5 separate regions of the Mus musculus genome follow, and regions 1, 2, 3 and 4 are each linked to region 5. A link is a loop called in an ENCODE intact Hi-C map of the cell type or tissue named here. Cell type or tissue: left cerebral cortex. All regions are shown on one strand.

Evidence for each region. Hi-C counts contacts between places; a loop is a spot of excess contacts. Peaks named below come from ENCODE experiments on the same cell type or tissue, not always from the same donor. Only the 100,000 strongest peaks of a DNase experiment are listed, where the experiment ranks them.
Region 1: a loop joins it to region 5, with 5 times the contacts of the local background. A loop is called at or near these places in 3 of 42 quality-filtered maps.
Region 2: it touches region 5 in a loop (12-fold over the local background); 5 of 42 quality-filtered maps call a loop at or near these places.
Region 3: it touches region 5 in a loop (8-fold over the local background); 30 of 42 quality-filtered maps call a loop at or near these places.
Region 4: it touches region 5 in a loop (4-fold over the local background); 32 of 42 quality-filtered maps call a loop at or near these places.

The regions. Positions count from the first base shown.
Region 1 is chr12:73,961,482-73,966,481 of GRCm38, reverse strand. Snapc1 (small nuclear RNA activating complex, polypeptide 1) reads right to left here and starts at 1,985. Exons shown (of 10, transcript NM_178392.5): 1 at 1,736-1,985. The coding sequence starts at 1,920. It also overlaps the pseudogene S100a11-ps. In left cerebral cortex, no CTCF peak of the experiment used is centred here; a DNase peak (open chromatin) is centred at 2,025; H3K4me3 peaks cover 1,992 bases; H3K27ac peaks cover 1,177 bases.
Region 2 is chr12:74,314,378-74,319,377 of GRCm38, reverse strand. It overlaps Gm34552 (a long non-coding RNA gene), which reads left to right and starts at 2,216. Exons shown (of 3, transcript XR_872825.2): 1 at 2,216-2,422; 2 at 3,966-4,086. In left cerebral cortex, CTCF peaks have their summits at 2,187 (motif pointing right) and 4,936 (motif pointing right); DNase peaks (open chromatin) are centred at 2,236, 2,743 and 4,869; H3K4me3 peaks cover 878 bases; H3K27ac peaks cover 575 bases.
Region 3 is chr12:74,291,089-74,296,088 of GRCm38, reverse strand. It overlaps 1700086L19Rik (RIKEN cDNA 1700086L19 gene), which reads right to left. Exons shown (of 4, transcript NR_030735.1): 3 at 651-766; 4 at 139-536. Among named protein-coding and RNA genes, the nearest start is that of Dbpht2, 3.9 kb to the left of the region's middle. In left cerebral cortex, a CTCF peak has its summit at 2,225 (motif pointing right); DNase peaks (open chromatin) are centred at 1,322, 2,227 and 4,912; H3K27ac peaks cover 1,514 bases.
Region 4 is chr12:74,000,036-74,005,035 of GRCm38, reverse strand. The region is part of intron 1 of Syt16 (synaptotagmin XVI); the gene reads right to left. Among named protein-coding and RNA genes, the nearest start is that of Syt16, 4.8 kb to the right of the region's middle. In left cerebral cortex, no CTCF peak of the experiment used is centred here; DNase peaks (open chromatin) are centred at 1,501 and 2,175; H3K27ac peaks cover 1,693 bases.
Region 5 is chr12:73,702,589-73,707,588 of GRCm38, reverse strand. It overlaps Prkch (protein kinase C, eta), which reads right to left. Exons shown (of 14, transcript NM_008856.4): 9 at 4,677-4,850. Among named protein-coding and RNA genes, the nearest start is that of Gm34189, 77 kb to the left of the region's middle. In left cerebral cortex, CTCF peaks have their summits at 2,120 (motif pointing left) and 2,987 (motif pointing right); a DNase peak (open chromatin) is centred at 2,098.

The DNA of each region.
Region 1 (5,000 bases), 260 kb before region 5:
TCAAACTTGCAATTCTCCTGCCTCTTGATCGCTCTAATTAATAAGCCTCTGATACCACACTTGATAAAATTAACTTCCTCTAAGTGTCAATTTTCTTTCTTTTTATTTTTTTTGTTTTTGTTTTTTTCAAGACAAGGTTTCTGTATAGCCCTGGCTGTCCTGGAACTCACTCTGTAGACCAGGCTGGCCTCGAACTCAGAAATCCGCCTGCCTCTGCCTCCCAAGTGCTGGGATTAAAGGGGTGCGTCACCACGCCCGGCTATAAGCTTCAATTTTCTAATCTCTAAAACATGGAACACTTATACCAGCTTTTCAGAGCTCTAAGTTAAGTATATTAGATAATGAATCCATTACAGTTAGCTACATAAAATATCAGTTGTACAATAAATAATTTTTGTTGTTATTTGGGGTTTTGAGACAGTGTCTCCTGCAGAATTCTCTTTGTAGCTAGGATGGCCTTGTACTCCTGGCCTTGATTCTCCCCACATTCTGGGCATTCTCCCCACATTCTGGGCATTCTCCCCACATTCTGGGCTTAGAGGAGTGCTGCCCCAGAGCAGGTTAATTTCATCACCTGTAGTAATTTACACCTTAATTTGTAATAACTGACAATCTACATAATAGTCTAAATCAATAATATAAAAAGTTCTATTTTATTCAACAAAAGATCTATTAAGATTCCATTCAATCATTTACCCTTTTCAAGAATTTATATGGTATGGTAATTAATACAAACACCGTATTCAAACGTGGGCAAGGTGGTGAATGCCTGACCTTAGAAGGAAGAGTCAGGCAGATCTCAAGGCCAGTCTGGTATAACGGCAAGTTTCAGGCCAGCCAAAGCTACACACAATGAGGGCAAGTCTCAAAAACAAGTAAGGAATACCACATTAATCACATGGCTGTTCTCACTAAGTTCAGTCTAAGGGAGAAATCAAAGAGTAGTAATAACTCTGAACATTAATTTCACACGTCGAACCAGCTAATATATTGATTCATTTAATTCCCACACTATCATGATCTAGTTTACAGACAAAAAGGGTTGTCTCAGATCTGGGGGAGGGGGACTGGAGAGCTGTATTCAAATCCTGATGCCCAAGACCCATCATCTCCACTCTTCACCGTTATCCAAGACTGCGTCTCTAATTATGAAATATACTCTAGACGGTGAGATAAGCCCTTCGTGCTGGGGGTAGACAGAACTCGAGCCTCTCACTTAGTCCCGAAGGCCAAAAGAATTCCCTAAAGAACTGTCATTTGGGTTCAAAAATGACTGACGAAGTGGACAAGCAAAAGGAGATGGAAAATTCCCAGGCTAGGAAACGCCAGTGGAGTACCAAAAGCAACTCGAGCCAAGAGAGTGAGTGCAAGGTGTGGGCACTGGAGATGAGGCTGGGGACAGAGGTAAAGGCAGCTACTGGCTTGAATCTAGGCTTTATCCAACTAAAGGCGATACACAGAGATTCAAACCTGCACTTGCAACGTCAGTTGTTGCATGCTAAATGAATTCGTTCGTAGAGGACCCTGTGTCGGTGGGAATACTTTGTTTCTAACCGCGGATTCATTCGGCAATCAAGATTGGAGGAGGTTTGGCCTCGGATGGAGGCGGTGGAGATGCAGAGGGCCGAGCCAGCAGAGTGCAAGGGCGACCCACGGAAACCGCCAAGGCGGAGGTCGGGGATGCAGGCTGCGTTCCCCACAGGAGAGACAGGGTAGGAGGACGAGGCACACCCACCAGAAGATGGTCGCGAACTTCATGCTGCGCCAGAGCTCCGTGAAGTCCTCGAAGCGCACGCTGTCCATCTCTTGGAAGCGGCTGAGCAGCGTCTCGTAGTCAGTCTGCAGGCCCGGAGGGATCCCCACGCCTTCAACAGTTCCAGCGCCCGTGGGACGGGTCCCGGCGCCCGCAGGAGTCCCCATGCTCACTCTCTCCCGGACCCGGCTTCCCCAATGCCCAGAAGGCCCTGTAGCACCGCCCCAGTCACGTCACATCACGTACGCGCACTCCGTGACGTACTATCCGGGACCTCAAGCCCCGCCTTCATCCGGGTCTTACCTGGCGCCTGTGGCGCTTCTTGCGCGTGCGTAAATGCAAGGTGATTTTAGTCTAGGAAGCCGAACTTGGTGTGATACACGCCTTTAATTTCAGTGCTTGAGAGGCAGAGACAGGAGGATTTCTGTGATTTACAAGCCTGTCCGGTGTATGCAGCGAGTTTCAGGTCTACATAGAGAGACCCTCTAAATAAATAAATAAATAAGACCTTCAAATTAGATAAGTAGGTAGATAAAACAATAGTAGTGCCTGCTAACTATTAATCAATAGGACATGAAGACTCGATTTCTCTCTCTCTCTCTCTCTCTCTCTCTCTCTCTCTCTCTCTCTCTCTCTCTCTCTCTCTCTCCCTCCCTCCCTCCCTCCCTCCCTCCCTCCCTCTCTCTCTCTCTCTCTTTCTTTCTTTCTTCTTTTTTTTTTTTTTTCCGAGAAAGGGTTTTCTGTATATCCCTGGCTGTCCTGAAACTCATTCTGTAGATCAGGCTGGCCTAAAACTCAGAAATCCGCCTGCCTCTGCCTCAACTAACAGCCCCCAAAAGGATTTGAGGTCTTCATTGCCTCCTGACTTATGTAAACTACACTTAGCCTGCCAGTCTTCTTTAAAGTGACTCTACAGTAGCAACCACCCTAACCTCCCTCCACGTGGGAAGATGATCTAAAGAGAACTTGTTAGGGAAGGAACTCCCGTGGTTCTTCCTCATTGCCAAGATCCCCTACAGTCTATGCTTACTTGAGTGATTAATTTGTGGCTCTCCAAGTAATATGCAACCACTCTGGGCAGCAGTTGCTGTTTCCTACCGTTGTTGCCTCTGACAATCTAGCACACTGTCTGATATACTGTTTGGCTAAAGTAGCTCTCTAGAAATCCCACTTTTTAGCTTCTCCCAGGGGCTTGTTACGGGTTAGCATTCTGTATTTGAACTGTATTTCTGTTTTGAAGGCACACTAATCTTTAGAAAAGGTATTCTGGGATGTGCTTGTATGGATGCATTTATTTTATTGTTTGTAATGGTTTGTTTGTGTGTGTGTGTGTGTGTGTTTTCATGAACACACCTCCTGGCCCATGTGGAGGCCAGAAGTTGATGTCCAGTGTGTATACATATATTTTAGTTGTAGTGGGTTTTTTGGTTTGTTTTGGGTTTTTTTTTGTTTTTTTGAGACAGGGTTTCTCTGTATAGCCTTGGCTGTCCTGGAACTCACTTTGTAGACCAGGCTGGCCTCGAACTCAGAAATCCGCCTTCCTCTGCCTCCCAAGTGCAGAATTAAAGGCGTTTGCCACCACGCCCAGCTATAGTTGATTTTTAATTTTATGAAAATAGAATTGCAATCTACAACTCATATTCTTCAAAATATTTTTAAACATTCAAGATGTATCTGTGCTGCTATTTGCAGCCATAGTTCCTATTTTCACTGTTGAATTAACACTAATACTTTGTTGAATTAATACACAATTTGCCCACAGTTCCCTCTTGGAGTTTATATAAATTCCAGATTTTGCTATCATAAACAAAGCCACTACAATCACATCTCCACCTACTTTGTAAGGACAAAATACAGAAGACTTAATCAAATTTGAATTTTCATATCAACTTTAAAGCTTACTTCCTGTGACAAAAATCCTTAAGACAATTTACTTTAAAAAAAAGAAAAGAAAATGTTAGCTGGGTATGGTGGTGGTGCACACCTTTAATCCCAGCACTCAGGAGGCAGAGACAGGTGGATCTCTGTGAGTTCAAGGCCAACCTGGTCTACAATCTGAGTCCAGGACAGCCAGGGCTGGTTACATTGAGAAACCTTAGAGAGAGAGAGAGAGAGAGAGAGAGAGAGAGAGAGAGAGTTTATTTGGACTTCAGTTGATTGTTAGTTAACCCTATTGCCTTGGGAGGAACGCAAATGATGGAGCTCTTAGGGGTATGTGTGTGTTTGTGTGTGTGTGTGTGTGTGTGTGTGTGTGTGTGTGTGTGTGTGTGTGTTGGGGTTCAAGAATCACCTCCCAAACCATACAAACACTGATCTTAAGTAAGAATAGTTTATTGAACAGACATCTTCATACTGAATGTTTGGGACAACAAAAAGGACTCAGAAGCTTAACTGTAGTATTAGACTGCTCTCAGGATAGACTTTTTATAGGAAAAATCAGCTTCAGACATTTAAAGGGCAAGGAGGCGAGCAGTTGGCTTCCTAGGCAAAGCTCTTTGGTCCTGAGTACAGTAAGCAGGGTGGTGAACAGGGAAACTTCAGAGCATTGAGATAACAGAGCATGCATGTTATACTCTTAACTTTGGGTTTATTAGTAGCATTCTTCAGTGTCAGCCACAAAAACCACCACGAGCTCATACATAGGTGCAGGAAGGACTGCCAACTGCTCAGCTCTGACTCAAGATATTTTAGACATAACAGTTCAGATTGACCTTTGATTTGATGGGTCCTACATAAAGTTTTGTAGAATTTCTTAAGATTAGCAAGCCTCATACAGAACAAAACAGGGTATGTGGTCAGGATGTCGTTGCTTTAAGCCCAGTCACTTCTATGTGTCAATGATTGGCAGGCATGTTATAGCAACACTATGAAATAGCTGGCAGGCATGGAACAAAATGGCTACAGCTATTCTGGGGGTGAGTGTTAGATCATAACTTCTTGTTGTTGTTTTGGCATTATTTTTAGGGGTGTGTGGTGGCCATGGCATGTACGTGGATACTAAAGCACACTTTCAGGCAGTCACTTCTCGCCTTCTGTACAGGGATCCTGGGATTTCTAACTCAAATCTCAGTTTTCCCCCTGCAAGAGTTTCACTGACTAAATTGTCTTACTGACCCAGTTTTTCTTTTTCTCTTTTTTCTTTTCTCTTTTTAAAAATGGCATTGTTTTATTTTTGCCAGCAGGCGTGGGATACATGTTGCTGTAGGTGTGCTGTGCTCAGTGCAGGTGTGGATGGGGTCGGGGGAGG
Region 2 (5,000 bases), 610 kb before region 5:
AGTATATTGTGTTATATATTGTGTGACAAAGTTATAGTTACATAACTTTATTGCAACTCTAGACCTTCATTTATAACCAAATTATTCCAGGAGAGACAGATCCACATGTCCTCAGAGACAACATGCACATGCCCATAGACAAATACATGAACATTCCAATGCACATACAAGCGTAAACATTACACTCACATGTCCCAAACACACATAGTTATGTTTACATATTCACATGTTCATGTGCACACATATCCACTTATACACTCACGTATCCACAGATACTCATACACAGAGAACTGCATGCACAGTGTATTCACATTCACACATACACTGTGCACATGCACAAGCACATATAATTGCACATCCACAGGCATGTTACAGATACATGCAGTAATTTGTGCAATACATTCATATGTGCCTACTCAGACATATCCCTGTGCAGTATATGCAGGCACATGCACACACATACACATAGCTGTACCCAAGCAGTTTCAGGATCTTAGGTAGTGACAAACGCATCAAGGTCCCTCCAGTTTCATCAGAGCTGAGACCTGTCCTAGCATAGGTGGCCTCTTCATATCCAGCTATTTCAGGACGTAGGTATATCTGGCACAGCTGGGGCTTCCTGTGGCCACTGACACCTGCCCACTATTCCTAAATTCTGTGCCCTTGCCTGCTCTTTTCTGGACTGCATAAACTTCTATCCCCATTTCAAAGGCAATAGAAATCTTTTCCCTCTTTGTTTTTTTTTTAAAGCATGCCTAGTATTTTATCCTGTTCCCCATCTGAAATGTAGACTATCATTTTCTGTTATACTAATGTCTCAAATACAGTCATCCTATGGATGAAATATTGCACTGAGCCCTATCCTGAGCTCTGCATGTGTCAGGGACAGCCATTCTGTCTCAATTGGCTTGGTGACAGGAGCATTCTCCAACATCACACCAAAGAAACTTGCAAGACAGCTCAGCAAGCTAGCGGAGCAGGGTGGATCTTCCCAGGCCTCCAACCCTAGGGACGGGGATGTTTACCCAAAATTTTTAAATTCTTTCTTCTTATCATTAGTATGTTTTTAGTGGTGTCATTATACTTTTTAGTATTATACATGGTGACATCTTATGTTGCTTATTTGCATTAGGAAGATCATAGTATTTTACTGACCTTCCAATCATTTAATCTCTCAAAACTTGCAATATAGGCTCTAAGGAATCAGCATTCACCATACTCTGTACTGTTGCATTCTGGGAAGGTCACTCGGGCTCTGAGTTCAATTCCCAACACCTTGGATGCCTAAGGAAGCTGTCACTGCTGATTGGCCATGATTAGATATTGGCATTTTGTGATGCTGAGAGGAAAGTCTCAGAAGCTGGATTCACAGAACACAAACACTGCAAGTGGGGAAAGGCTAAAAGTCAGGCTGCAACGAGGCTGACCGACTATTCAAAGAATCACATTTTATATGGAGTCATGTGAGATGGCAGAGGAGCCCTGTAAAGTTTTCAGTCTAAAAGTTTGTACAGGTAATTTCAAGATACCTACCACCACCATTTTATAATCACCACAAAAGATATAAGGTTAAATTGGGAGAAATTGGCAACTGGTTCTACATATTCTCTTTAAAAGTATCTTTTTACTAACTATATGCAAGAAATGAGTGTTACATTAAAGAACAGGACAGACATCGTCCCAGGAGTCACCAGGATTGGGTAAATGGCCTACTGATGAAAGAGTTGAGATGACAGACACCATTACCAGGGACTGTTACTTAGTAACAGTCCTCCACCCCACCCCACCCCACCCACACCTGCCAGACATCTGCTCCAAGAAGGATCCATACCTTAAGGCTGAGCCAGTGAGATCATTTGCTCTCGTGTGCTTAGAGATGAGCTCTCAGTTCGATTCATGATCCCTGGAGACTCACGTTCCAAACTTTTTTTTTCTTATTCATTTATTTATTCATTTACATACCAAACTCTGCCCTCCGGGCCACACACACACAAAGTCTCTGCCCCCACTCCCTCCCCATTACTTCTTCTCACTACCACCACCACACCACACCCCCGGGTAACCGCCCACCCTGGCCCATAGACGCACGTAATTGTGCAGTTTCCAAACTTGGTTTCAGCTTAAAGGGGATCCTGGGAAGAGTGGCAAGACCTTTAAGGTTGGAACTATGATGCCTCTTGCCGCCACAAGGGGGCAGATACGGGAGCTCAGAGAAAGCAGGGAGGAAGGAAGCTGCTTAGCAGCAGAGAAAAACCTGATTCCTGAGGGATTGTGGGAGCCCCACCCAGCTCACCGGAATCCAGCGACAATTCTGCGATTCGTTTGTCACTTGAGCTGTTGTTTGTTTGTTTGTTGTTTTTTTCACAGTTTGGAATATATTTCTACCAACAATTTCTAAATTGACTGGTAAACTCAGCACACGGTAAGGGTTTAGTCCCAGGAAAGCAAAAGCAGTAGCTACGATAGGAAAGGGGGAAAAAAAAAGAGCCCTGAGACAGAAGAGCGCGTGCACACACAAAAGCCCAAAGGAAGGTCTGAAGAGAGGGCTTGATCAGTAAAGTGTTTACTCCCCAGTTCAATCCCAGAGTGTGCACAAGAGGGAGGGAGGGACCGACGGAGGGGGGGAGGGGATGGGAAGGACGGGGGGGGGCGGGGGGGGGCGTGCATAAAAATTAGCAAAGCCTGGAGTGACAATGTTTGCCTGGGGAGGGTGGGAGTAGGAGAATTCCGGAAAGCTCCAAAGCCAACTAGCCGGACACAAAGAGACCCTGTGTCTAAGTGGCAGGTGAGGCTCAACTGCCAAGATTGTCCTGTGACCTGATTCACAACCCGTGCTCACACAGGCACACACATAGCTCATGCACGAGGGTGCACACACAAAAGAGAAAAATAACTGGTAAAGCAATTATGATGTCCCTACGGTTTCTGTATACATACATACACATGCGTACAGAGGCACGTGCACGCGTGTACACACACACACACACACACACACACACACACCAATATTACTACTAGGGAGTATGCACTTCTCTCTTTCCCATAAGAAAACAGGTTTCCAAAAACTTGCACACAAAAAAAAAAAAAACACTATCATTTTAATGATAAATAAGATGAAGACATCTGTGAAATAAGAAACAAAGAAGAACAAAGAAATCACATGTTGGGTCTACCTACACTCACATGTCCACGCATGCACACACAAGTTCATGTGCACTTGTATACTCATGTGTCCACAGACATTCATGCACACCAAACTGTATACACAGGCATATTCACATGCATACATACTGACTGTGCATATATATATATATATATATATATATATATATATATATATATACTGACTGTGCATATATATTTATATGCACAGTCATACATATGTGCATATATATATGTATGTATATATATACATACATACACGCACACACATACACAAGCATGTGTACATATATATAATATATGCCTCAATATGTAAACATGTATATATACACATTCATGTGTGCATACTCAGACATATCCCTGTGCAGTATATGCAGGCACATGCACACACATACACATAGCTGTACCCAAGCAGTTTCAGGATCTTAGGTAGTGACAAACGCATCAAGGTCCCTCCAGTTGCATCAGAGCTGAGACCTGTCCTAGCATAGGTGGTCTCTTCATATCCAGCTATTTCAGGACATGGGTATATCTGGCACAGCCTGCTCTTTTCTGGACTGAATAAACTTCTATCCCCATTTCAAAACCACTAGATGTCATTTCCCCCTTTTTTTCTTAGCTGTGCCTAGCATTTTACCTTGTTGCAGACATTCACTTGCTGTTACACTAATGGCCCCAATGCAGTCACATGTTCCCTGCCATTTGCTCACGTGCATAGCAGACAGGTAGGGAGGCAGACACCTTCTCCTATATGGCTCTGGGTTTTGTGTGTGTGTGTGTGTGTCTTCCCTTGGGGTGTCCAGGTGCTGCTGCACACCAGCAGGGAGGATGGAGCAGAGCCAAGTTCTGAGTTCCAACTCTTCCTTGGGGTGCCCAGGCCCTGATGCACTCCAGGTGGGAAAGGATGAAAGGAAGTCTGAACAGGTGGGTCAGTAGGATCTTGGTCTGTCAGTAAATCCTGGGGGCAGGGGTGGGGGTGGGGGGGAAGGGGGGCGAGCCTCCTCCAAAGATTTCAGTGTTACATTACAGCTTCAGGGTTGCAGCTCTTTTAGAAGACAGCTCTCATTACACACACACACACACACACACACACACACACACACACCTTGGAGATTAAGAAGAGGTTCTTCTTAGAGTGAATTTTCCCTAGCTAAGCTTTAAGGTTGGGGTGGGGGATACCTCATTTGCATGGAGAGTCATTCCAGGAAGGCGAGCTTGTAATTTCGTCAAGGATTACATGACATTCCTCAGAAGATTAGGGTTGGGCTCTCTAGATGAGGCAGAAAAGAGGAAGCCCCAGCAAAGTGGCATGCAAACCATTAATTTTTTTTTCCACTATTAGAGACAAATCCAGGATCTTACAGGAAGTAAATGCCCTCCATGGCTGAGCTCAGCCCTATACCATGACCTTGACCCTCAGGAAACATTTCCACTTTTCGCTGGGCATCTTTTAATTTAGTGGGATAAATGAGACAAGCTATATGTTCTAGAATGGTCTACCCAGTTAGCTCAGCATCTGGCCCATTCTTAGCTGAATACTCGACACGATCCTCTGCCAGGAATGGTTTTGTTGGAATCCGATCCTAATGCCCAGACTTACAGACTAAACAGGCAGCTCTGAGCTGTACATTGCTAGGCTAGGCAGCTGATAATATCAAAAGTGATGTTGCACACTCTGCAATATTTAAACATTTTTTATGTATGTAGATGTTTGGCCTACATGGATGTCTCTGTACCATGTGTGTGCCTGGCACTCTTGGTGACCAAAAGAGGGCAGTGAATCCTTTTAAACTGGAATTGAATATGCTTGTGAATTGTCAGGTAAGTTCTGGAATGAG
Region 3 (5,000 bases), 590 kb before region 5:
AGGGGGTGCTGGGTAATACCCATTATCCTCTCCCCTTGGTTCAGCATGCATCTCATCACTGAGATCAAGTGCACTGGTAATGAGGGTTTTCTATTAACATCTTCACTATAAACAGTTCAGGCATTTAGAAACAGAATATCAATGAACTTAACAGTTACTTTTTAATTCATTTTATAAATGAGCAACTGAGAATTTTGCTCCAAGTGGTCACCAGTGTAGCCCATCCCATAGATGGTACTCTCCGAAGTGTAAGGCACAATGTGGTAGGAGTGCAGCTCTTCATAGTAGAGAGACTGGGAACAGCACTCCTGTACCATAAACTTCAGCCGTTTTCTCGTATCAGAATAAGCAGTCTTATAGCAGGGAGCTTCCTTGAAGTATTCATAGCTCTCTTTCTCCGTCTCTAGGTGTATCTTCCTCAGCAAATTGTTAATTAACACAGACCTTCTTAGGTAGGTTTCTGGGTCTTCAAGAAACCTGAGCTTCTCTAGGGAAAGTTTGAGGATACAAGTCCTGTCTTCCGGTAATATCAGGTGCTAGGAAGCAAACAGAACCGTTATTCGCCACACACACAGGACACTAAAAAACTAGAGCTTTGTGCTACCAATGACATTCGGGAGGGAGACTTGGGAGAAAAATTAAAGCCTTACTTTTGGAAAATACCCATGGGAATCTTGATGTAGATCTTCTTCTTCTGCATATTTTCTCTTAAAGTAGGCTACTTTCGACGTTGTTGATGAATATGATAGGACTTCTCTTGGATAAGCTAAAACAGAAAAACAGTTGGAGAAAGGTCAGGTGGCATTGTGGCTAAGAGCATTTCATCATATAGAGGGCATTTGTAAGCAGAAACCCAGCCACCCCAGAGATTTCCACCTGTTCACCAAACAGCACAGTCTGGCACAACTGGCAATTGTCTTAAGATCACAATACTACTGGCGGAGAAATGCCATTTGAGACACAAAATAGATGGTCGAGTTTAGGGTTCTATGACCATTTCCTTGTGCAGTTCCAGAAATCAAGTTCAAGTGAGGTTTAATTTTGTGTGTGAAGGAAACTTCTCTTTATAACAAGTGAAAACCATTACAGAAAACCACAGCCCATCGAATTGTAGAGTTGTGGAGCCAAAGGACACATCTACAAGAGGTGCCCACACATAAAGCTCAGGGAACATTGCAGAACAGGGGGTAGAAAGAGAGTCAGAGATTGTGTCTCCTAGTAACATCGGAAGCTACACACAAAGTCTCACCGACATGACTGCCCAGATGTGGGCTGAGCAAAGACAGACAGATCAAACTGGACAGAAAGAAGCCCAAGAGGCATTAAGCCTACACAAAGAGCTACAGGCAACTTAGGAACGATAGGAGTAGGAGTCACCATCCTCCCTAGGGGAGAGCACCCCAATTGTCCAGCGCCAAATGTGCTGGCCATGAAAATAGAAACACAAGTGACATCATGTGGACTAAGAGAGCTATATAGAGAAATATGCAAATACATATACGTCATGCAAAAACAACTGATAAAGAGAGAGACCATGAATTTGAAGAAGAGTGGGAGGGAGAGTTTAGAGGAAAGAAAACGAAGGGGGAAATGTAATTAAAATACAATTACAAAAATAAACAAATTTTAACTAATTGATATAATGGTCCTGACATTTAGCATAATTGAGGTTAATAATGAGGAAATTATATATATATAAAATTGATTGTAGTGTGTACTGGCTAGTTTTGTGTCAACTTGACACAGCTAGAGTTATCACAGAAAAAGGAGCTTCATTGAGGAAATGCCTCCATGAGATCGAACTGTTAGGCATTTTCTCAATTAGTGATCAAGGGGGAAAGGCCCCTTGTGGGTGGGACCATCTCTGGGCTGGTAATCTTGGTTCTATAAGAGAGCAGGCTGAGCAAGCAAGCCAGTAAGGAGCATCCCTCCATGGCCTCTGCATCAGTTCCTGCTCCGTGACCTGCTTGAGTTCCAGTCCTGACTTCTTTCAGTGAAGAACAGCAATGTGGAAATGTAAGCTGAATAAACCCTTTCCTCCCCAACTTGCTTCTTGGTCATGATGTTTGGGCAGGAATAGAAACCCTGACTAAGACACAGTGTAATATGTGAAAGTAGAAAACCTTTGTTTCCTCCTTGAAAATACGACTGCAGCTGAGGATTCTGACTTTAAGGAAAAACAATTTAGAGGTCGCGGATTTCCAAAGGAGTTCCCAGAATGTACTCTAGATGGCACTGTGGCCACAGAATGGAAGCAAGATCAAACTCCCAACACAACAGATTCCAATTCAAAACAGAGAGAACTAGAAAACCTAGTCCCCTTTGGTATTCACTCGACCTCTGCAGTCCAGAGGGAAAGCAAGCTTACATTTGAACTTTGTTTACTTCACCCTAACCCAATAGTTCTGATAGAACCCAATGAGTCACAAAATAATTAGCATATAAAGACATGTAGGCTTAATAAATTTACACTGACACTTGATGCTTTTCCTCTAAACTCTAGAGCTTTTACAGGCTTAAATATTGAAAATGTGCTCTTCAATAACATGCTTTGTGTCGTGTTTCCTTCATCTTGGAGCCACGCCGGCCTAGCTTCACACAGCCCTCCCTCCTGCAGCTGGATGCTCTTCCCGAGCCAGTAAGGAAAGCCACATACCTCACCTCAAGCATCCCAAAACCTCACTGCTGTCACTGTGGGTTAAAAACCCAAGAGAGCCCCTAAGCTAGTGGGCGTGTGTTTTATTAAGGGATCCAGGGTTCAAAGCACGTGTGCATCTGACCAAAAGGAGAAGGTGACACGATAAGGACACGCGACTGAAGCTCCGTGCGCAGAGTTCCTGGATTTGATGAACGACAGTTTATGTCGATTTCTCACTTACTTGAAAGGGTTAGGGGGAAAAAATAAAACCGATCAAATAAATAAAACAAATGCATCCGCCCCCCAAACCCAGTTTGCTCTCCTTTTCTTTTTCTTTTGTTGTTTTTGTTTTTTGTTTGTTTGTTCTTTTTTAAGATACAGAGACTGCTAGGGTTACATTGAAAGCTATTCATCAGATAACTAGATAACAAAGCTTTTGCTTATCCCTTGTAATAATGACTCCTATTGTGTACATGCACACATGTACATGTGCATGTGAACATGTAGTGTGTGTGTGTGTGTGTGTGTGTGTGTGTATAGTATATGGGTGTGTATGGGTTCCTGTCTGTGTACGTCTACATACAGGTGTACACAGGTATGTGCACATGCAAGCAGAGTCCAGAGGTCATGGGTTTTCTTCCATGATTGGTCTCCACCCTACTCATTTGAGATAGGGGTTCTCACTGAACCTAGATTCACAATTGAGTAGACTAGTTAGCCAGTGACCCTAGGGAGCCTCTTGCCCTCAACTTATTAGCATTCAGACTATAGGTCCTTACCACAGCCTGGCTTTTACAGGGGTGCTTGGGCTCCAAACCCAGGTTCCCCTGCTTATACAGCAAGCACATGCTGAGCCATGGACGTCCTCTATTCCTCTTTAATTAATTGTCTGACTAACTGATCTAACAGTGGTTCTCAAATGTTAACACACACCAGAATCTCCTGTAGGGCTTCTTAACTACTGGGCCCTTCACTCACCTTTCCAGTGGGTCTAGAGGGGAACTTTTGCACCAAATCCAACTGAGATCTATGCCAGCTAACCTGAGAACACATTTTGATATCCCGAGTGTTACAGCACCAGGCAACTATACTAGCAGGCCTTAAATGTTGAACTCAGCCAATCAACTGACACCCAAACAACTGGGTTGATTGATATTGTTATTGTGATTTCAGTCAGCCTCCCTTTATCAGCTTGAGTGCTTTCTTTTTTTTTTTTTTTTTTTTTTTTTTTTTTTTTTTTTGCACCATGAACAAAGCCAACTCACATTGTAATTACACAGTAAAGAATAAAGTCCATTTTCAACAGCAGCCCCCAGGTTCACCTTAAGAGGATCAGTGCCTATTGCTAACACTGGCACTTGGGCAGGTCACAATGTTTCTTGGAAAACTCTAATGAATTACTCTAGTGAAGGGAAGAGTGAGGAAAGACTTGGAAATTAGAAGCACAGCCTTGCCGTAAGCAACATTGTTTCCATCTATACATGTGTCCTTTATTACATATTGGCTTGCTTTGCCATCTTAAGTATGTAGCCATTTGAGAGCAGCACGATGGACTGCAAATTGCAGCCTGGAGCACCAGGTGTCAAATTTACTGTTCTGTCCTCCACTCCCCACTGATCCTCCAGGGAAGCTATTTCAATTTAACAGATCAATATATACACACCTATATCTATATCTATATCTATATCTATATCTATATCTATATCTATCTCTATCTCTATCTCTATCTCTATCTCTATCTCTATCTCTATCTCTATCATCTCTATCTATATCTATGAGATTATATATATATATATGTATATATATATGTATATATATATATGAGAGATGCATGGATGATGTATAGATGAATGGATGGATGGATGCATGCATGAATTCATGAATGCATGCATGGATGGATGGACAGACAGACAGATTGACTGATTCCGGGTCACTATATTCCAGAAGTTACACTAAAATATAGAATGCAACAGACCCTGAAAATACAAAGCAAATACTCAGAGGTCTAGACTTGAGCCTGTTCCTCCTGGGCAAGGAAGGCTCTTAGTCACTCAGTTTATTGTTCTTGAGGAACACCCTCCCCCCCACCCCCCCACTGGTGAATTGCTGAGCACCTTTGCAACTGCTGTCAGTTTAGCAAGTCCCTCCAATGCTAGCTGCCTGGCTCTTTGCAATGTTTTCCACATCACTTTTTGGAGGATGGTTTTAGCCATTTTGAGGCTAAAGCCTGTAACCAACGTAAGTTGCTACATCTGTTACTTGCTAGATTAAAACTCAAAATCTTCTGAGCTGGCAGCTATGCGTTGGCCGTGCCTTTCAGCCTCCTTTGAGCACGGAGGAGCAAACCAGGGCCCAGAAGAGA
Region 4 (5,000 bases), 300 kb before region 5:
GGTTCTGGGCTTGGAAACCACCTCATCTCCTTGTGGTAAAGAGATTCTGTTCTGGGTGTGGAGTGCTAACAGACTCCTCACCACCGACAGTCACAAAATATCGATGGCTTCTGCACACAACCTCTTCCCAGAGAGCTGGAGATAGGAATTTGGAATATCTATCTGTCTGTAAAGAAAAGTATTGCCCCTTCCAAAAACCAAGAGCCAGGTCCCCCATAAAATCTATTCCTGAGTCATAGTCCTCCCTCCTTCTCAAAGGTGCGTGGACAACCAGATCTAGGTTTTTGAAAAGCAGAAGGGAGATTTATCTCAACCACGTTTCCATAGGGGAAGAGAGTGGTTCTCAAACGTATGTTCTAAAGCCCTTTGGTACCTTGAAATTTTAAAGTTCCCCAAGAACCTCATCATTAATGAATTTTCTTTATCCAATGTCACTTTAATTTGATGGATATAAATTAATGCACAGAAATTAAATAAAGTATACGCAAAACTTTAACAGAACCTAATAATTTTTTTTCAAATTCATCTTTCAGACTTTGCATCATGAGGATCATCCAGAAGTTCGGCAGTGAATGAATATTTCAGCTGTCAAACTAAGTGTCTGTCTTAGGGTATCTATCTCGGCGATAAAACTAATAGCACCTCGAGGAGGAACGGGTGTCTTCCATCTTAACAACTATCGAGCCCCACTCCATCACTAAGAGAAGCTGGGAGCAGGAACTCTGGGCTCTGAACTTTCTCAAGGTCACTAGCATCTGTGTCCAACAGCACATGCATCGTAAGTGCACACACATTCGGTACCCACGACAAGCGTACTTACACAACACAACGGTCAGGGGAGAAGAAAACACTATAATTCATGCTTCTATTTAAAAATCTAGAGCTCGGCACCTTGCGTGGTTTGTTCTAGAGTCTTATATTTCTGAACAGAACATTTGGTCTTCATTTTATATTCCTCACAATAATAGAATTAATCACTTGGTACCCTATTTCTGGATTGGTATTATGAAATTAGCTATAAGCTATGGGAAGTGTCTTGTAGGAAAGGAACAAACAGATATTTGTTTAACACCTACTATGTGACAGGAACTTTGCACCACCTCATTTGCTTCTTGTAGCTCCCAGGAATGCAGTAAGCAAGGTCCTCCAGGAAGGCAGTTTACCTGAAATAATCAACCCATTGAATGCCAAAGCCAGAGCTCATAGCTCAGACACCTCGGAAGTCAAGTGGAGGTCCCTTCCACTGCATCACACCTGACTGAGCCACCCAGGCTTCTGAGATGCCTCAATCACACCATCTGAAAACCCGGTGCCCGGTAGCTTGTGTTCAGACTGTTCTCTCAACATAAACCAGGGAAGTTTTTATGCAGGGTTTGGATTTTTTAAAAAATCATCTTTTAAATCTTAACCTTCACTCCACTATGAGTCAAACTACAAAGTGTGACTTGCTGCATTCCTAAAATAAGAATCCAAAGAATATCACACTCTGACAATATGAGAATCTATGCTGCTAAAAACTAGAAATTGATATCGATTTAAAAAAGAAATCCACTCCAAAGGGATAGCATCCATCATCAACTGTAAACTGCCTAACACGAGATGTGCAGCATCCTTCATAGAAAGGGTCCCATGCAGAACTTCATAGTGTGCCTCAGATTCCTCCCTCAATCGCTAGAGCATGGATTCTCAATCTGTGGGTCACGACCCCTTTGGGATTAAAAGCAAGCCATTCACAGGGGTCACTGAAGACCATCGGAAAACAAACTTATTTATACTACAATTCATAACAGTATCAAAATTACAGATAGGATGTAGCAAAGACATTTTATGGTTGGGGGGGTCATCATAACATGAGAAACTATTAAAAAGGCACAGCATTAGAAAGATTGAGAGCCACTGTCCTAGGAAGAGCTGTCACTGTCTGGTTTATTGTCCAGATAGCCATTGCTAAATGGAATCTCAGGCACATGTCTATCAATACATGATGGTAAATAGCAGTTAGGGACGAAACGACATTGTAATGACCTAAGAGTGAATGTCGTGCAAACCTACCATATTCAGGAAGAAGCCTAGCCCTCTGAAAGGAGCTGGCCCAATGCTGTTATGAAACACGTAGGACACGTTCCATATTCATTTAGAGAGTCAAGTCAGTCGTGAAAAAGTGTCAGTGTGTACCAACTCCAAATGCCAAGCAGAAATTAAAACAAGTGGCATCGAACTCAAATAGCACGGGAACGTGTTCATGCAGATTAACATCCAGGATGGTTTATGACTATAACATCAGCTCAGTTAATCGGCTCAGAATATTGTCTCCAGACCTTCCGTATGTTTTCTTCTCAAATTTCATCTTGGTTTAAAAAGCAGAAGTGGGAGACTGAAAAACAAGGCAAGAGCCAGCAACCTCTCGGACCTTTCCCTCACACCTGTGAAGCCTTAGTCACGCTGAAACCTGAACACATGTATCCCACAGCACGGAACTTCCCAGGCCTCTTGCTGCTAGCGCATCATACTAACTAACCATCCCCAAAGGCTGCCACCTGTCTGAGTGTCACTTAGGTATAAGCCCAGTACAGAAAGGAGATGTGCACACAGCACACTGACCCCTCAACAGCTAATGTAACCATGTCTGGACTTGCTTTCTAAACACCTGCATTAATTAAGAGTGTGGCAATGGATGTAAAAAGATAACCTGTGAATACGGAGGCACTCGGGTACATGGGGGTCCATTATATTTCAGTGCATATAACGTTTTCCATAATAAAGAGCCAAACCAAATTTAGGAGTCCATAACTTTGAACCTTTCAAAAATTAAACTCTGAAACATTAGTTTAGAGTAGCTAGGATACACAAAAAAAAACAAAAAAAAAACAAAAAAAAACTTACAGAGAAATTGCAAGAACAAGAGATCGCTAGTCTTACCAAGTGACATCTTGCTACGCTTGCATTAGCCCTTTCTTGCTCATGTGACGCGCACATACTTATAAACACGCATGTACATAGATATTTGTGTTTCCTCAACACACGAGATTTAGTTGCAGATAGATGCCCCCTCTTCCTAAGTATGTCATCTTCCCCTAACAAGAAGTGCATTCCACTTATAAATGTAATAAAAACATAAAACTTGTGAAACTTGACACTGATGCTATTTGCCTCCTATATTAACATGATCCATCTTCAAAGTGCTTTTTGGTTATGGTGTTTCAGCACAGCAATAGAAGCCCCAAGGCAAATGGGATACTTAAACACAACACTGTTCTCTACAGCATTGATCTTCCTGATCTAGGGTTTAACCTCAAATCCTCCATTGCCCTGGCTGTCTCCTTAGCATGGATAAAGCCTCCGCAGTCTCCCGTGACATTAATATCTACAAATGTGCCTCCGTTCGTGTTTAAATGGCGTCTCCTTGTGATTAGAATCAGGTCGTACATCTTTGGTAAGCGGCACCCTGTCCTTCCCCAGAGCTTCCTATCAGGACAGCAGGTTGTTGCAATTCTTTATTTAAGATAATGTATCTCAGGTTCCTCCACTATAAAACTACCATTTTGTTTTTACAACTAGCAAGATATCGGTGGGGGAATTCTTCTAAGAGTTTAGGTATTCCACTGCCTTAGGGTTTCTTCTGCTGTGATGAAACACCACAACCAGAAGCACGTTGGAGAGAAAAGGACTTACTCTGCTGATGCTTCTATATCACTGTTTATCCTCCAGGGCAGGAAGTCAAACAGGGCGGGACCCTGGAAGCAGGAGCCAATCAATGTAGAGGCCATGGAGGGGGTGCTACTTTCCGGCTTGCTCTCCATGGCTTGCTCAGAATACGTTCTTATAGAACCCAGGACCAACACGGGATATCCAATAGACAATGGGTCTGGCCCTCCCCCATCAATCACTAATGAAGATCTCAGGGCAGCATTTTCTCAATTGCAGTTGCCTCCTCTAAGATGATTCTAGCTTATGTCAAGTTGACATAAAGCCAGCAGCACACTGCTCCCTTTACACGCGTGTTCAGGAGCCACAGGTGATTCTTGCTTGAACTGATTATTGCTGTGGTGTTTATTAGAACACAATGTTTTCTGCAGAAGACAGCACCACCAATGAATTGTCCAAGTTTCCAGGTCTGCTGTAATTTTCTACCTCTTTGCCTAAAGTTATAGTTGTCATCATTTGTCTCAGTCATTACTGGGATTGAAGATAGTTTTACTCAATAATGAACTTATTTGCACTCAGGCAACTTTCTTTTAGAGTCTACACGTTCTACTAGAACGTGTCAAGCACCCATCTGGCAGTAAAAATCCAACTTTTCCTGCTAGGGCTCCGCATTTACCTCCTCCTGCCCTGACTCACTCACTTCCTTCCACACTGAGAGGAGTAGACATTGCTGATGGAGTTGAAAAGATGAGGATAAAGTAGCTGCAGGTTGCTGGGAAATGGAAAGGGGAGTGGGGAGGAATGACTGCTGGTAGAGACTGCCTGCCTGTGGGTTAGCAGCAATCGGCTTCTAAATGGACCAGGCAACGGTGACTCATGAGCATCCATGCAATGGACCAGGAACAACCCAAGCAATCCAGAGAAACTCCTTAAGATACAGAATACTTACTGCAACACCTCTGGAGATCCAGCAGCCCAAGGATTGCCCGAGACTTCTGGGGGCACACTTCAGTTAGCTATCTCCAACCACTCAAAGCATGCCTGCTGTCCTGGAGAGTTTACTCTTTTTATTTCTTTTTTTTTTTTTTTAGTAATATTCTATTTACTCAAGACTTTCATACAATGTGTCTTGAATGTTTTTCTTTTTTAAAGATTTATTTTTGAAAATTATATGTGTCTGTGTGTTTATGAGGGGGTATTTTCAGAGACCCTCAGAGACCAGACAAGGGTGTTGAAACCCCTGGAGTTGGAGTTACAGGTGACTGTGAGCCACCCAAAATGTATGCTGGAAGTTAAACTTGGATCCTTGAGAAGAGCAGAATACACACTTAGTTGAAGTGCAATCTCTCCAGCCC
Region 5 (5,000 bases):
TCAAAAGTTAAAATGGAATATGCGTATGATCCAACCAACAGTTCCACAAGCTCGGTTTATATCCAAGAAGTCTGAAGTCAGAAGCAAGATGATTGAAAAGAGAACTGCACGCCCTGTTCACGGCAACATTATCATCGTATGGCTGGATGGACAGAGATATGGATGGATGGACCCAGAAAATGTGGGGTGGATACACAATGAGCCATCGTTCAACCTTAAGACGGGAGGAAACCCTGGCATGTGTGGCAACACAGATGGATCTGGAGAAGATTAAGTGAAATAAACCAGGCATAGAAAATCAAATCTAAAGAACTCCCAGGAGCAAAGGATGGATGCCAGGGCTGAGGGTAGGAGCTAGGGAGCTGTCAATCAAAGACTATCAGCAATGGACTAATAATATATATTAACCATCTTTAAGGTTTAAGCATTTTTAAAAACATTCATTTATTCATTTGTTTGTGTGTGTGTGTCTTTATATGTGAATGCATGTATGCCACAGCAGATGCAAGGCAATTAGAGGACAACTTTAGAGACTTGGTTCTTTTCTTCCACTCTGTAGGTCCCAGGGATCAAATTCATCAGGCCATCAGGCTCAAGGCAAGTGCCTTTACCCACCACCCCTCACCAACCCAAATCAAGCATCTTTACATACAACATCTATCGTATTATTGTATTGTGTCTGTTGGCTACACAATGAAAATAAAACCAGCAGACCTAACAGCTTTTACAGGTGAAGATAAAGACAATTACTCACAAAGTGTTGGAATTCCTGACGCTATCAGAAGGTCTGCGATTTCTCACTTATTTCTAACAGTAACATTTAAGGAGAGATATGAGCCAAAGAGTTTAGGGATTTTTAACCTATGCAGAAAGCTTGATAAAGTATCTAGTGTTTGAAAATTGCTTTTTGTTTTATTTTTGGTAGGAACAGAAGGAGCTCCTAAACTCCCACTTTATGGTTTAGAGGGGGGAGCTCTGGGACGTTGCCCTTGCTTGGTGTGGGGAAGTGGGTTCATCACGGAACAGCCTTAGCTTTTAAAAAGAATTGTTATTCCTTGAAAATTCCATAGACGTGTGCAATGCATTTTAACCATATCTGTTTCCCATTCCCTCTCACCAGGCCCCTCAATATATTTTTCTTCTAGCTTCAAATCTCCCTCCCCAATAATCCATTAACTCCAGCAGTGTGCCCATATGGACATGGCTGTGGCGTCATCCACCGAGGCTCGGGCAGCTAGCTGCGGCCCCGACCTGTGAGTAGTCAGTCTCTTTACCTTCCCACTGGATCCTCACAGAGGTCTCACTTCTGAGACCAGGACTTGGAGAAACGCAGAAAAGACTTTGACAACAGACTCAGCATTTCGACCTAGGGTCACCGAAGAGAACTTGAGTGGACAGTCCCAAGGGCAATGCTTTTCCATCTCTCCAGGCAGATGCTTCAGTAGCTGATGTGAGACTGCACATGACCCATGGGTCAGAGTCAGCCTGGCCTATACCTGAACCCTGTCTCCAACACTACCAAGCCAAGAGGACCTTAGTGAGCTCCTCCCATCTCTGGGCTTCAGCAATAGAGATTCCACAGGGCCAGACATGAGGGAGTTCACGTTACTGAACATGGACTCTCCCAATGAAATGTCATTTGCCAGGCCATTTGGGGAAAACTCCAGTGCCCTAACTAGATGAGCTACTCAGAGGACAGAAGGCCACAGTTAGCACCCGACTCCTCACTTGAGGGGCCATGGCTTGCAGAGTCAAGTAGCTAGAGCCATCCAAGTTTACCGTTCCTCGTAGTGACTAGCATTTCCAGTCCTTTATAGCCAGCTTTACAGGAGATAGGGGTAGACATGGAGGATATTTCCAGATGGAAGAATAACACTTGAGTCCCATAATTTCCCAGAGTGAAATGAAGACCCTGTCTCTACCTGGCCATGTGAAGAACTCATTTGCTTCTTGGTTCCCATCACTCCTTTCACCCTCTAACCTGAAGGTCAGAGCATTCCTCTCCCCTCCTTCTTTGTTTGGGAGCCAGCACCTGTAACCCACAACCTTTAAAAATGCTCCAGACTGTCACTGCTCAGGTGGTGAGAAATCAAGGCCACTTTACAGTCACGACTGCCACCCTGTGGCCAAACATCAGACCTTTAATAGAAGAGGGGGGAAAAAAACAAAAACAAAAAACAACCACCAGGGATGCTAATGAAGACTTCAGCTGTAAGTCCTAGGAATCTCTATGCCCACTGAAACTTTATTACTGCACAGGGTCACTGCACAGATTAAATACGACAGTACACACAAAGCTGTCAGAACAGTGCCTAGAAGGCAGACCATAAAATGTCAGCCGCCATGTTAACTACCATAGAGGTAAGCACCACTGGACTCCGTCCAAATCTTAAATGCTCGAGTTTCCTGAGCAATACTACCTCCAATAATATGCCACGTAGAAATGCTCTATAAACATGCAAAAATGAAAGTACACGGGGACTTGTGGCAAGATGGGTTGAAATAAAAAACCAGATAGGTAATTAACCACACACACACACACACACACACACACACACGTACGTACGTACACGCAGAGACAAGGGATAGATGGATGGATGAATGGATGGATAGATAGATAGATAGATAGATAGATAGATAGATAGATAGATAGATAGATAGATAAAGTCTAAATATACAGCCTTGGCTGCCTGATTGGCCTTGAAACCACAGAGGTTTGCTTGCCTGCCCCTGAAGCCCAAGAACTGAGATTAACAGCATAATCCACTGTGCTTGGCACAATATGTTCTTAATACAGAATACTCTACAGCTATTAAAAATGAAGCAGCTAGATGTATGCCAATATGATAAAACCTCCAAGATTTAACTGTTACTGTGTTTTTAAAAATTAGTGCAGTCATAGTCGAAGTTCAGTCTTGTTTGCGTTTTAATTTTTCTAATTATTTTGTGTGTATGGGTGTTCTACTTCCATTTATATCTGTGCATTACATGCATGTCTGGTACCTGGCAGAGGCCACAAGAGGGCATTAGCATTCCTGGGAGTGGAGTTATAGACCATGTTAGGCACCGTGTGGCTACTGAGAATTGAACCTGAGTCCTCTGGGAGAGCAACCAGTGCTCTCAACTGCTGAGCAATCTCTGCAGGACTTTCCAGATTTTGTGTTTTTTTAAAGGGTGGTGTGCATCTTTTATGCATCAAAAACTCCTTAAAAGGCTTCCTGTGACAGAGAGAACAGACATGTGGAGGATGCACATGCCGTCAATTAAAGAAGCTGGCTTTCTGTGATTAAACCTGGCCCTTCATTCCTCTACATTAGTTTCTTCCCAGGTTTTCTGCTGCATTCCACAGCCTGGTCTTTGAAGTTACAGTCCTGTGCAGTCACAGTCAAGACCACCTCAGCTTTAGAGCCTCACTGAGCTTCGTTCACAATGGATGCTCCGCCTCAGCCTAGCTCTGTGGAGCTGTTTACCCACTGTGGGAAGCATTCTCTTTGCCAGCAATATCGAAGTCTCACCTTCGCCTCAGCTTAGCTGTTAATTTCCATCACCAGTAAGGTGGGGTGCCGCTGTGTGTTTCCCCAAGGGCACAACCAGGTTCAGTCTCCCAAACAATAGGAAAACCTGACCTATCTGACAGGAAATCTGACTGGAAGACCTGTTGGAACTTGGATGGATGCTTTCTTAGAGGTCACCTTCTTGCTGATTAGAGAAGCCCAAGTATGGACCCAATTCTAGAAAGGCGGCAGCATGACCTGGCCCAGAGAATGGACCAGAGTTAGTGCAAGATGGTTTTGATTCATTGGCTCCATCTTGGTGAGCTATCTCCTCTCCCAGCTCCTGCTGCTAAAAAAAGATGACCCAATAGACCACGGAAGAAGAGTGGCCCATGCTACCCCATGACCTCTGTTTTGGATGCTGTCCTGTGAAAGTGTGATGTGTAAAGGTTCATCAAATACTGTGAGCTACCAAGTAGAAGACATGTCTAATGGCCCTGGGCCACAGATCCAATCCTAGTGATCACCACCAGACTTTACACTCATCCTATTGAACCAAGGGCACCATGATTTTTGTTTAAACTCTCATTAGCTCAGCATTCTACGGACTGCAACAAAAGGCATCCTAGATTGCTACTCTTAACCCATCGAATCCCAAGACTAGTGAAGGCACCAGGCAGAGGAACTTTATGGACAGGAACAAGATCTTGGGATGAATCAAACCAAGGTGCTCTTTCTGGGTCCTTCTAGATCCACTTCTCGACTCCTTCATTCGGGTTCAAGGCTGTTCAGAACTTAGGACAAGAACCATAGCCAAATTCGCCAAGATAACTCATGACATTGACTCTACCCTCAGACTTCTGTAACCGCTCTACTGCAGGAAACTTATATATGAAGACCTTTTCAAAATCAGGGACCACAGCCCTCAAGGTGAGCCTTTCATGGGACAGCATGAAGGAAGGGGTTAATGTATTAGCCCCTATCACTTGTGCCCAGGTTGTCAGACATGGCAATGCCTTGAGGGCCGATTCCAGGCAACTCCGTGACATCTTCAACACCTCACTAATATCTCCTCTTTCTGTGAGACAGGAGGCTGTGAGGTGGGGAGCACCATCATAGTCACTAGGATAGAAGGGGGAGCACCTGTCATACTCATAGTGGGGAGTACCCAGCCATACTCACTGGAGTCTGAAAGCAGCAGAAGAGCTGGGTGAGGAAGGGGTGGTTGCGGGCCAAGGACAGGATCCTCTTCTCAGTCATGGTGCACTCTACATCATCATCCTGCAGAATCACGTCCTTCTTCAGCACCTTCACGGCGTACAGTTCTCCTGTCTCCTTTATCCTGGCAAGCATCACCTAGAGCAAAGCAGGAGGGAGCATGAGGGAGACCCGAGGCTTGAGAGTGTGGGTACATGTGAGAAGGTCCGGTGTCCCCCCACATACATGTACGCCAACAGCACACATACACAGCATGCTTGTTACTTCAATCCAGCCGGCCAAAGCCCA